4 separate regions of the Mus musculus genome follow, and all the other regions are linked to region 2. Evidence: chromatin loops called from intact Hi-C (ENCODE). Cell type or tissue: left cerebral cortex. All regions are shown on one strand. Region 1 overlaps Lrrc3b (leucine rich repeat containing 3B). Region 2 holds the start of Lrrc3b (leucine rich repeat containing 3B). Region 3 has its middle 61 kb from the start of Oxsm. Region 4 has its middle 47 kb from the start of Oxsm.

Region 1 (2,500 bases), 66 kb before region 2:
CTACTAACTGAGAGCCATCCCTCATGAAAGCATAATCAAAGAAACACACTGAGCCTAGCCCGCAAGGAAATGGAGGAGGTGGGGTCTAGTTCATGGAGGCTGATATCTGGTCGCATGGGAGTTTACAGCATCTTGTTCTGGAATGACCATTTCCTGTCCAATAGCCTTTCTGCTTCTCCGGGACAGACTCCTTTGCTGCCTCACCTGTTGCTTGACTCACAAAGGTTCCGTCAACATAAGGATGCAGAATGCCAACAGCTAACATACCAAGCCAGTTTTTCGATACAGTCAGTCCGCACATAGGTTTGGACAGGTATCTTATTTTTACTGAGACAAAGATAGTGAGAGCCAGCATCTGGCATGGTCTCCCAGATTCCCTCATTACAAAACAGGGCTGAGGAGCACAACCCACTGAGTGCCTCTTTTCCTTTCACTGTTTTGAGCACAACAGTTCCTAAAGTTACAGATGGGATGTTTGGAGAAAGTAGAGCAAGACATCCACACATGGTCCAGATAGCAGACCATCTGAACACCATAGCTGTGGGTATCCCCAGCTGTGCCCAAGTCAAGCTGCTCAGTGAAGGATGGAGTGGCTGAAAACAGGGCAAAACATCTCCTGAATCTCAAATGCTCATGGGTAGAGCTGGTCTTCGATGTTACTCAAGGCTGACTTCTGCCTCATCTGAGCTGTGTGCAGTCCACAGGGAAACAAATGAAGAAGGGAAGAACAGAGATTCACTAACTGGGAGTGGTTCCTCATAAGCTTAGATTCAAAACAAAAAGAGAAGACCCAAGACACTGGTAAATGGAGTTTGTTAAAGTAGTCAGATCAGAAGCCACTCGAGGTTCCCCTGTTCAGCAGGAAGCCAGGTGATATCAATACATCAGTACTGATTCTGGTGTCTATATACACTGTCCCCAACCCTTGCCTACAGGCCTTGCCTACAAGTTTCAGGAATACACACACTTGAAACATGAAGGTGCACTCACAGGGAGTGAAATGCAAGGAGAGATGGGCCTATAAAAGGATTGTTTTCTCTTTTCATTGTGTTTGGAGAGAAAGAATTCATCATGGACCCTGGGCATGTAGAGCAACTACATCTAGAGGGTTCCCATGCCCAGCTGCTGGATCCCCTGGGGTCAGCATCCCCGTGCAAACTAAAATATCTGGCACTTGCCTGTGACAGGAAAACTGGGGCTCTTGTCACATGGACAGCTGATACTTGCCAAACAGAATCAGTTTGCAACAGATAAGCATGAGTGGCAGCAAAAGCCACACTTGCAGCTCCACTGCCAGAAGCACACAGGAGCTGGAAAGCAGACTCCAGGCAGTGATTATGGGGGTGAGCTGGGGACAGCCATTGCCTTCTGCTGGTGCTGGCAAGTTGTTCATTCCAAGGAGGAGCTTGTCCCCAGCACAGAGGAACAGCATTATTTTCTGTGATCTTCTATTTAAAATATGTGCCTGCTCCCCTCTCCAGTGGATCTTTCTTGGCTGGCCAGAAAAGGGGAGATGCTATGATGGTTGGAAGATGTGGGCATATTTGTGAACATTCATTGTCTTAGATTCATTCTATTGTGACAAACAACATAACCAAAAACACTTTAGAGGAGGGAAAGGTTTTTTGGCTTACACTGCAAACTCACAATCCATCATTAAGAGAAGTCAAGTCAGGAACTCAAGGCAGGAATCAGGAACTCAAGGCCTGTGGGTGAATGCTATATTCTGACTCGCTCAGTCTTGTTCTCAAGGTCATGCTCAGCTTCCTTCCTTATATAAGACCCAGGAACAGCTGCTAGGAATGGCACTGCCCACATTGGACTAAGCCCTCTATACCAATCATCAAAACAAATTCTGACCTAGACCTTCCCCCCAACTGAGACTCCCTCACATGATTCTAGGCTATGTCAAATATGCAGCTGAAGCTACTAGGATAATCATCCCACTATTATTAATCTTCAATGATTTACATGCTCATTAGTATATAGTAAATATGCATAAAGTCAGCTTCATCCAAACATATAACATGCATTGATCATATTCACCCCCCACTGCCCTATCTTGTCTCCCAGACTTAGAACAGCCATGTCATCCTTACAGGTGTAACAGCAACACCCGAGTGAGTCATTTTTGAAATGGCTACCAAGAAATCTTCAATGAGATATCTTCACAGAAACAATGCAAGAAAGAAGTTGCCAAGGATCTTTGTGGAGATTGCAGAGAAGCTGCTGCTTGTGTGGCTGCTCTGCTCAGTAACCAGGGATGGATGAGATAAGACTGCACTGGGTGGTAGTGTCAAGGCCAGTTTTTTGACTATTTCAACTATTGATTATGTCACCCTTTCCCATCTGTCTCCTTGGTGGTCCCTGGCCATTTTCCCCAGTCATTATCATGAGTACCAAAAGGGAGGACAAGGAAATGAAGAGTGATGAGATTCAAATGAGTCAATTCAGCCACTGGTAAGCTGCTCAGCTCCCAGTACACACAGGGAGGAGGCTG
Region 2 (2,500 bases):
CTGGTTAGCCCTACCCCTTCCCATCTGCGACAGGCAAGAGAAGCACTACTAGATCCTAAGCCCTTGCCTCTGAATCCGGAGCTGTAGGAAGCAAAAAGTCGAACTGCAAGAACACAGTGAGAGAAATGGGCAGATGCCTTAAGGCTAGGGTAGCTGGGGGAAGGGCGCACGCGAGAACTGAACAGATACCGCACCAGGTGAGAACCAGGAAGGGAGGGTCACAAAAGTTTGCAGACTGCTGCAAGGCACCTGGTTGCACAAGAGCGAAAAGGGTCGACTTCCCTTCTCCAGGCAGGGTCTCTCCAAAGATCTGTGTCAAAAAGACCTGGAGGTTTGGCTCCACACGGCTCAGAACTGCGGTGACCATTCTCTGCTTCCCAGAGAGATGGCCTAAGCACCCTGACTGGGAGCTGAGCCCGCGCTCTGCATAAAGCAACAGGCGGCTGCACCTTACCTTGCGCCAGTCCTGGGTTGGGATGGCTGCTCCATCCTCGTGGCGCAGGGAGGAGGCGTTTGATGCATAAGCCTAGGGGTGTGCGTGCTGCTAGCTCCAGCCGACTGCAAACTGGACTACCCTCCCTGACCCGGCCCGCCGGCCGGGCTCCGCTCCGGAGCGACCGCCGCGGCGGCGTGAATGCGCTGTGGCCGGGGCGCAGGACGCAGGCGGTGCGTGGCGCGGCTGGCGTCTTTGCGCGCTGCCACCGAGTGAGGGTGCGGCCCTGGGCTGCCGTGTGGGGCACGACTTGGCTTTTACTGCTGCGGCGGCCGCTGCAGACCCTGTGCGGGGCGCCGGAACCTCACTGGAGGAGGAGACAAAGATGCGAGGGAGGCAGAAAGCTACTCGCCAACGTGCAGGCGGCTCAGTCACTAGAGGGGACTCGCCTCCAAACCTGGACTGGGAATGGAGGAGGGGCGAGGCTTCAGGGACGAGCTAGAGCGAGTGAACGTGACTGGTGGAGCTGGCTATCACCTAACTGGCACTGCTCTTCTGCCTCCTAGCTGGAGATCCTGAATAAGGAGGGGAGGAGTTTCATTCAGCCTTTGCTGGAGAAGCAGAGCTGAGCTAGGAACATTAGTTAGCCTCCTCCTCCTCTCTTGCTTCCTCTTGCCCAGTTCCAGGACATGTTGCTATGGCCCCATTCTTTCTTCCATTTCCTGACTACTGAGACCAGAGGGAACTGTTTAGCCTAGGTCCATTGCTGTCAACGGGGAGGAAAAGCAAACATTTTTAATTAACTAAAAATGACTTACTGGGTGCACAGGGCAAGAGTCAGGCACACTGCAGCTAGCAGCTAGAACAAACCCATTCCAGATGGGGACTCACCAGAAAGTCTTTATCATTTGGTGACCTCTATCAAGCATATTAAAGCTTGCAGCATTTCCCCATTTGCAACGATGCTGTTTTATGCAGGTTTAGAAGTATGCTGGGTCTGGCCACATTGCAAAACTGTAAACCACTGAGTCCCCCCAGCAGCTGTGATTTGTCTAGCAGCTCCACATTATACACCTTTATATTCTATGACTTGTATTTCTAACATTTCACAATATGATTTTATTAGTCTGGATTTGAATTGTCATCACTTTTCAACACTTTTAAACTGAGAAATCAGGACCTAGAAATAAATATATATGAATAGCAGGTATGTAATTTGGTCTAATTACTCAAAGGAAAACTTGGCATTCCCATTGAAAGTATAAAATTTGTCTGTAATACTGTGCCAGTGATTCTACTTCTCACAAGTCAGGAAATAACTGAGAACATCCACAAAATTTATCTGAAGAGATGCTCACTAGACTGCTGTATAAGCAATGGAAGGTTGTATAAGCAATGGAAGGTTGGAAGAGAGTACAAGATGAATAGTGAAACATTTCATAGGAATATACAATAAAATATCACATATTGAACTGTTATAGATGACCTCCGCCGTGGGTAATCGGTGTAAGTTTATCTAAAGAGTTCCAGAGCTCAAGATGAAACCCGACATAATCTCACAGAGCTGGCTTGCATCCAAGTCTTTCCAACTGTTGATTATGCTATCCTACATTTGAATCTTTGGTTGATGCTGTGTTTTAAATGAAATAGCACTTGTGGAGCACTCACCTCTTAGTAATGTCCATAAGGCATAAATTTGGTTCAACTTAAGACAAATGTCTGACTATGGCTCAGATAAACTATACAGTAGCTTTCTGGTTTGGTTGGTTCGTCAAGTTGTCAACTTGACTTGCTGAATGTTGGTATCACCCATGCTATAAAAAGGATAAATGACAGGCCCTAGAGTTTGTCACCTCTGTTATAAACTTAGATTTGTTTTGTAGCAACCAGAAATCAAGTCCGGCTCAGCAAAGGATGTTCTTTAATATGAGAAGCTGATTGGTTGTTTCCTCTGCTTCTGCTGATGTCCAATTAAAAGAATGAAACCGGAGAAAGATAGCTTCTTGGAAGCCCTACTTATAATCTAATTAGTGAACCAGAGAGAGAACTTAGCATCTCTGACCTTCA
Region 3 (2,500 bases), 740 kb after region 2:
CTCTAGTTAAGTGGAGTCTAAGGTGGCTAAGCTATCCCTTATTCTGGTCTGCTTTGTCATAGAAGAGGGTACAGGAAGAATGAGATCCAGAGGCTGGAGAATGCTGTGAGACATTGTCTTCTGGACATGACAACTCCATTGAAGTATGTATAGGAGAGACATTTACTAGGTCCAACCGCTATCTGAGGAGCTATTATAGTCAGCAGGTGGCTGTTGAGTGATATAGAATCATTATTCTTTGGAGGGCATAAGTTTCCCATGCTCCAAATCTGAAGCACTAATGGACTCTGGGTAATAAAAACAGAGAATAAGGGCATGAAGGTAGAGGGGATGTGAAGGTAGAGGAGCCTAGGAGGGACTGGGAATAAACATGATCATAGTACTCTGTGTATATATATGAAATCCTGTAAGAATAAATTTTAAAAGCATTATTTAAGAAATCTGGCAGTGAAGATGTCCCTTAGGAGTTAAGGTCCTCTTTCATAGGACTGTGGTTCAATTCAAAGTACCCACACAAAGCTGCACAACCTCTTGTGATCCCAGCTCCAGAAGATCTAACACCTACATGCACAAATGCAAACACAAAAATACAAATAAAATCATATTAACTTCTAATCCTCACTTATCACTCATTTATTTATGAGACATAGATAAAGACAGAAGGAAAGGTAATACAAGCAAAAAGGAAAAAGGTATGGCTGGATGTGATATAAGTACCCAAGGTCACCCACCAGGAAAAAGAAGAAATAGAGTTCTAGTTCAAGTTTGTCTCCATGACTCTTTCTTCCCACTTTTGGGGTTTGCCATGAAAGTCTTGGTAAAAACATCAGAGAGCATTAGAACAGCTTAATGATAACTACTAGATACTGAACATTCTGAATAGGACACCAGTGCTGAGGATGCAGCAACCTGCTAGAAGCAGAAGAAAGGGTACCACAAAGCTTCTCTAGCTGCCTAGATCCACAAACAACGCTGATGCCTTAAGGCTTGGAGTGAACTCAGTGTTAGAGCACCTGACTAGTATGAACATAGCTATCTCAATTACTGTTTCTGTCACTGTGGTGAGATACCCAGCCCAGAGGGAGAGGGCTCAGCAGTTAAAAGCACTGGCTGCTTTTCCACAGGACCCAGATTTAACTCCTAGGAAGCACATGATGCCTGTAGCTCCACTTCCAGTAGTACACAATGCCCTCTTTAGGCTGCTATAAGCACTAGTCACATGCATAGTTCAGACCTACGTGCAGGCAAACACTCAAACACATTTAAAGAAAAAAAGCCTAGCAGAAGCAAGTTAAAGTTATATTATAGCTCAGCATTAGAGTGTTGAGTTCATAGTCACTTGTCCCTGTGCACTTGAGGAGAGCAGACTGGCTGTAGAGGACCACAGAAAAAGCATCTCTACCACGTGGTGGACACCAACTGAAACAGCAAGGAGAGAGAACAATGAGGACCTGGTACAGCCTCACAAAGTGGCTCAACCTGTGCCTACCTCCTCAGCTACTTCCCAGACTCTCTCAGAACAAGAAAATGAGCTACTGACCAAGCATATAACACATCTACGGTAGACAGCTTACATTCTAACTATAGCAACACCAAAATAAAAATAGTGGCCTGAGTCTCCTGCAAACTAACATTTCCAGGAGGGTAACTAGGCTCTAGTAAAATAAAACACATCCAAATCCAAAAACAAAGAAGAAACATGAAATAAAAATTGATATATCATCTTAGAGAAAAAATTAAAATGTACACACAGGTTAAATAATGTTGTTGTTTTTTTTTTAATGCCAGATTTGTAGTTGGAAAACTGGTCAGGGATTGTGAGAATTTGTTGGCTGCTATTCCAGAAAACCAAAGTTTCATTTCCAGCACCCACATAGGTCCACAACCATCTGGAACTGCAGTCTTCTTCTGGCCTCTGTGGGCACTGCATGCATGTAGGCACAACATACACACACACACACACACACACACACACACACACACACACACAATATAAATAAAATATAAAAACAGAAAACAGCAACTAAAAAAAACGTTGGACCTTGCTAATTAAGGTCACAGTCTACTGTTGTCCCGATAGCTTTCTGAGCTCAGAGCAAAATGGGGAACTTCCCTTTACCAGCAGGATTTCTCCTTTTCTCACCTTGTCTGGGGAGCCTGAACCTCCACACTCTACTTGGAGAAGGTCATATAGTCCTTGGCAGACCTACAAGTTCAACTTCCTCTTTCCCTATAAGAACCCATCCAGGAAGTACCTGGGATTCCTGGAATGCATCTCCTTGCAAAGGAGGCATTTAAGCTCCAGTCAATGATTTTCATTTACCCTGAAAACTCCTTCCAACTTTTCAAAGTCCATCTACATCCCTGATTCATCCCAAATAAAGTATATGCATACCAGCCCACCCAAAATAAAGGCATATACACAAACTCAGACCATCTCAGAAAGCTGGTTCATTGAAGATTGTTGGAGAAGGTCTTCCCCTAAAAATACTGTAACACT
Region 4 (2,500 bases), 760 kb after region 2:
CTGAAAAACCATAACATAAAACCAAGTTGGGGAGAAAAGGAATTATCTGGCTTACACATCAACATCAGTGCTCATCATTGAAGGGAGTCAGGATAGAAGCTCAATCAAGGCAGGAGCTGATGAAGAGGCCATGAAGGGGTGCTGTTTACTGGATTGCTTTCTTTAGATAGAACACAGGACCACCACCTCAGTATGGCACTACCCACAATGGGCTGGACCCACCCCCATCAATAGCTAATTAAGAAAATGCCTTACAGCTTTGTCTTGTGGAAGCATTTTCTCAGTAAAGGTTCTCTCCTTTGAGATAACACTAACCTGTTTGTCAGTTGACTTAAGACCAGCCAGCACAGATTTCCAGCTCTTACACCAGCTGAGTCAGCAAACATTCTGCAACAGTGATTCCTCCTACCAGTATCTTCACTGTCACTGAAAGCTCGGAGGAATGGCTCTGCATCTGACTTCCTTTCTATATGCCATCTTTTATCAACACTCCAATACTGAAGGTTACCAAAATCAGATCTCCAACTTAGAGGGCTGATATAAAAAACTCCAGAATGAAAACATATTGCTTCCCCTTTATTTCTTCTTATAGAAAAGGATAATGTTTAAGGAAAGTCAAAATATTCTAAAACAAACAATATGCTTCTTAAAACTAACGACACTCATGACTCTCGACCTCCATAGCACATGAGTTTTTGTGCTCTGTGCCCCTGATACCCGTGAGTGCTGGTGGCATTTGCAGTTCCAGAAGGTGGCAGTTTTTGCTTTAAAATTCATTTCCCAGACCTGCATTCACAGTCCTAAGCCTAGTAAAAACTAGAGAACATTTGTTGAACAAGTGTCCGTGCTAAAGTCTACAAGAACTGCAAAGCAAAACATTACATCTCTAGTACCCACTAACTTGCAATCCATGTCCTGCTTTTCTCCAGAACTCAGTTTCATTTGGAGAGTAAAATGAAAGAGTTTAGCCAGTGAGTCTTCAGGTTTTCATTGGCTCTTTTCAGTAGCTGTATCAGCAAACATAGAGGGTGTTGTTCAAGCAGGGCACAAGTAGCTTTCTACTTGTGAATGTCTCTTGCTGGAGAGACACCATAGGGAAATTTTTTGAGGAATGGAATTTCCATTTTTCATGGATTCTGCTGGTCTTGTCCTTAATAAGTAAACATGATTGTGCCTTTTGCACCACACCACGCCTATGCTACACGGGGTTTAAAAATTACAGTTTTTCAAGTTTGAAAGAATAAGGACAAATCAGGTCTACCTTGTGACATAAAAACATTGTTAGAAACAAAGTGTTATGTTGAAAACGTGACAAAGAAACATTTACTCAAACATTTTTAAAAATAAACTAGTTCAGTTTAAGTGAAAGGCCTATTAACCATCAAGGCTTTGGCTCCATCATGTGGCCGTTTGGATTTATTTTACTTTAGTGTTCATAAGATTTTTTGTTTTGTTTTGTTTTGTTTTCAAGATAGGGTTTTTCTATGTGGTCCTGGCTGGCCTGGAACTCTCTCTGTGGAGCAGACTGGTCACCAACACTGAGATCCACCTGCCTCTACCTCCCAATTGCTGGAATTAAAAGCATGTGCCGCCAATATTATTTACGAATTTAAAAGTGCGTGTATCTAAACTTTACAGCATAACATTTTGACCACTGTATATATTATGAAATGATTACTGCAATCAAGGTAGTTAGCATATCCATATGCTAATATCTCTCATAGAGACCCTTGTATATGACAATAAACCTTAAAATTGACAGTTCTGGAGCTGGAGAGACAGCTCAGCAGTTAAGAAGAGTATTTGCTGCTTTTACAAAGAATCCAGGTTCAGTTTCTTTCTTTCTTTCTTTCTTTCTTTCTTTCTTTCTTTCTTTCTTTCTTTCTTTCTTTCTTTTTCTCTTTCTTTCTTTCTTTCTTTCTTTCTTCCTTTCTAAGATTTATTCATTTATCTTACGTATATGAGTACACTGTAGATGTCTTCAGACATACCAGAAGAGGGCATCAAATCGTATTAAAGATGGTTACGAGCCACCATATTATAGTTACTGGGAACTGAATTCAGAACCTCAGGAAAAGCCATCAGTGCTCTTAACCACTGAGCCATCTCTCTAGCCCCGCAAGTTCAGTTTCTAATTCTCAGGTTGGCCACTTCACAACTGCGATCTGGCACCCACTTCTTGATTGACACACATAAACCCACACAGAAACATATAAATAACAAATTATAATTTAAAAGGCTAACACTCTTAAGAACACCATGTGCTGTTGTTACCTCTGTTAACTGTGCAGCACATACGTGTTCAGGAACACACTTATAACAAGCTTTGGACCTTGATAAATCTCTCCACTCTACAACCCTCTTCTTCCTCTTCCTCCTCTCCCTCTTTCTCTCTCTCTCTCCCTCTTTCCCTCTCCCTCTTCTTCTTCTTCACTCCTTCCCTCCCTCCATCTCTCTCTCACCCTTCCCCCTCTCTCATTTTCTATATTCTGCATTTCTG

The links. Hi-C counts contacts between places; a loop is a spot of excess contacts. Peaks named below come from ENCODE experiments on the same cell type or tissue, not always from the same donor. Only the 100,000 strongest peaks of a DNase experiment are listed, where the experiment ranks them.
Region 1: a loop joins it to region 2, with 2.5 times the contacts of the local background. A loop is called at or near these places in 6 of 42 quality-filtered maps.
Region 3: it touches region 2 in a loop (2.2-fold over the local background); 2 of 42 quality-filtered maps call a loop at or near these places.
Region 4: it touches region 2 in a loop (2.6-fold over the local background); 3 of 42 quality-filtered maps call a loop at or near these places.

What each region holds. Positions count from the first base shown.
Region 1 is chr14:15,371,914-15,374,413 of GRCm38, forward strand. The region is part of intron 1 of Lrrc3b (leucine rich repeat containing 3B); the gene reads right to left. Among named protein-coding and RNA genes, the nearest start is that of Gm31577, 51 kb to the left of the region's middle. In left cerebral cortex, no CTCF peak of the experiment used is centred here; DNase peaks (open chromatin) are centred at 1,326 and 1,726; H3K27ac peaks cover 1,327 bases.
Region 2 is chr14:15,438,119-15,440,618 of GRCm38, forward strand. Lrrc3b (leucine rich repeat containing 3B) reads right to left here and starts at 869. Exons shown (of 2, transcript NM_146052.4): 1 at 455-869. All of the region lies in intron 1 of B230110C06Rik (RIKEN cDNA B230110C06 gene), which reads left to right. In left cerebral cortex, a CTCF peak has its summit at 966; DNase peaks (open chromatin) are centred at 82, 867 and 1,990; H3K4me3 peaks cover 1,320 bases; H3K27ac peaks cover 1,370 bases.
Region 3 is chr14:16,180,946-16,183,445 of GRCm38, forward strand. No RefSeq gene overlaps it. Among named protein-coding and RNA genes, the nearest start is that of Oxsm, 61 kb to the right of the region's middle. In left cerebral cortex, no CTCF peak of the experiment used is centred here; DNase peaks (open chromatin) are centred at 1,190, 1,447 and 1,910.
Region 4 is chr14:16,195,321-16,197,820 of GRCm38, forward strand. No RefSeq gene overlaps it. Among named protein-coding and RNA genes, the nearest start is that of Oxsm, 47 kb to the right of the region's middle. In left cerebral cortex, a CTCF peak has its summit at 1,398 (motif pointing left); a DNase peak (open chromatin) is centred at 1,399.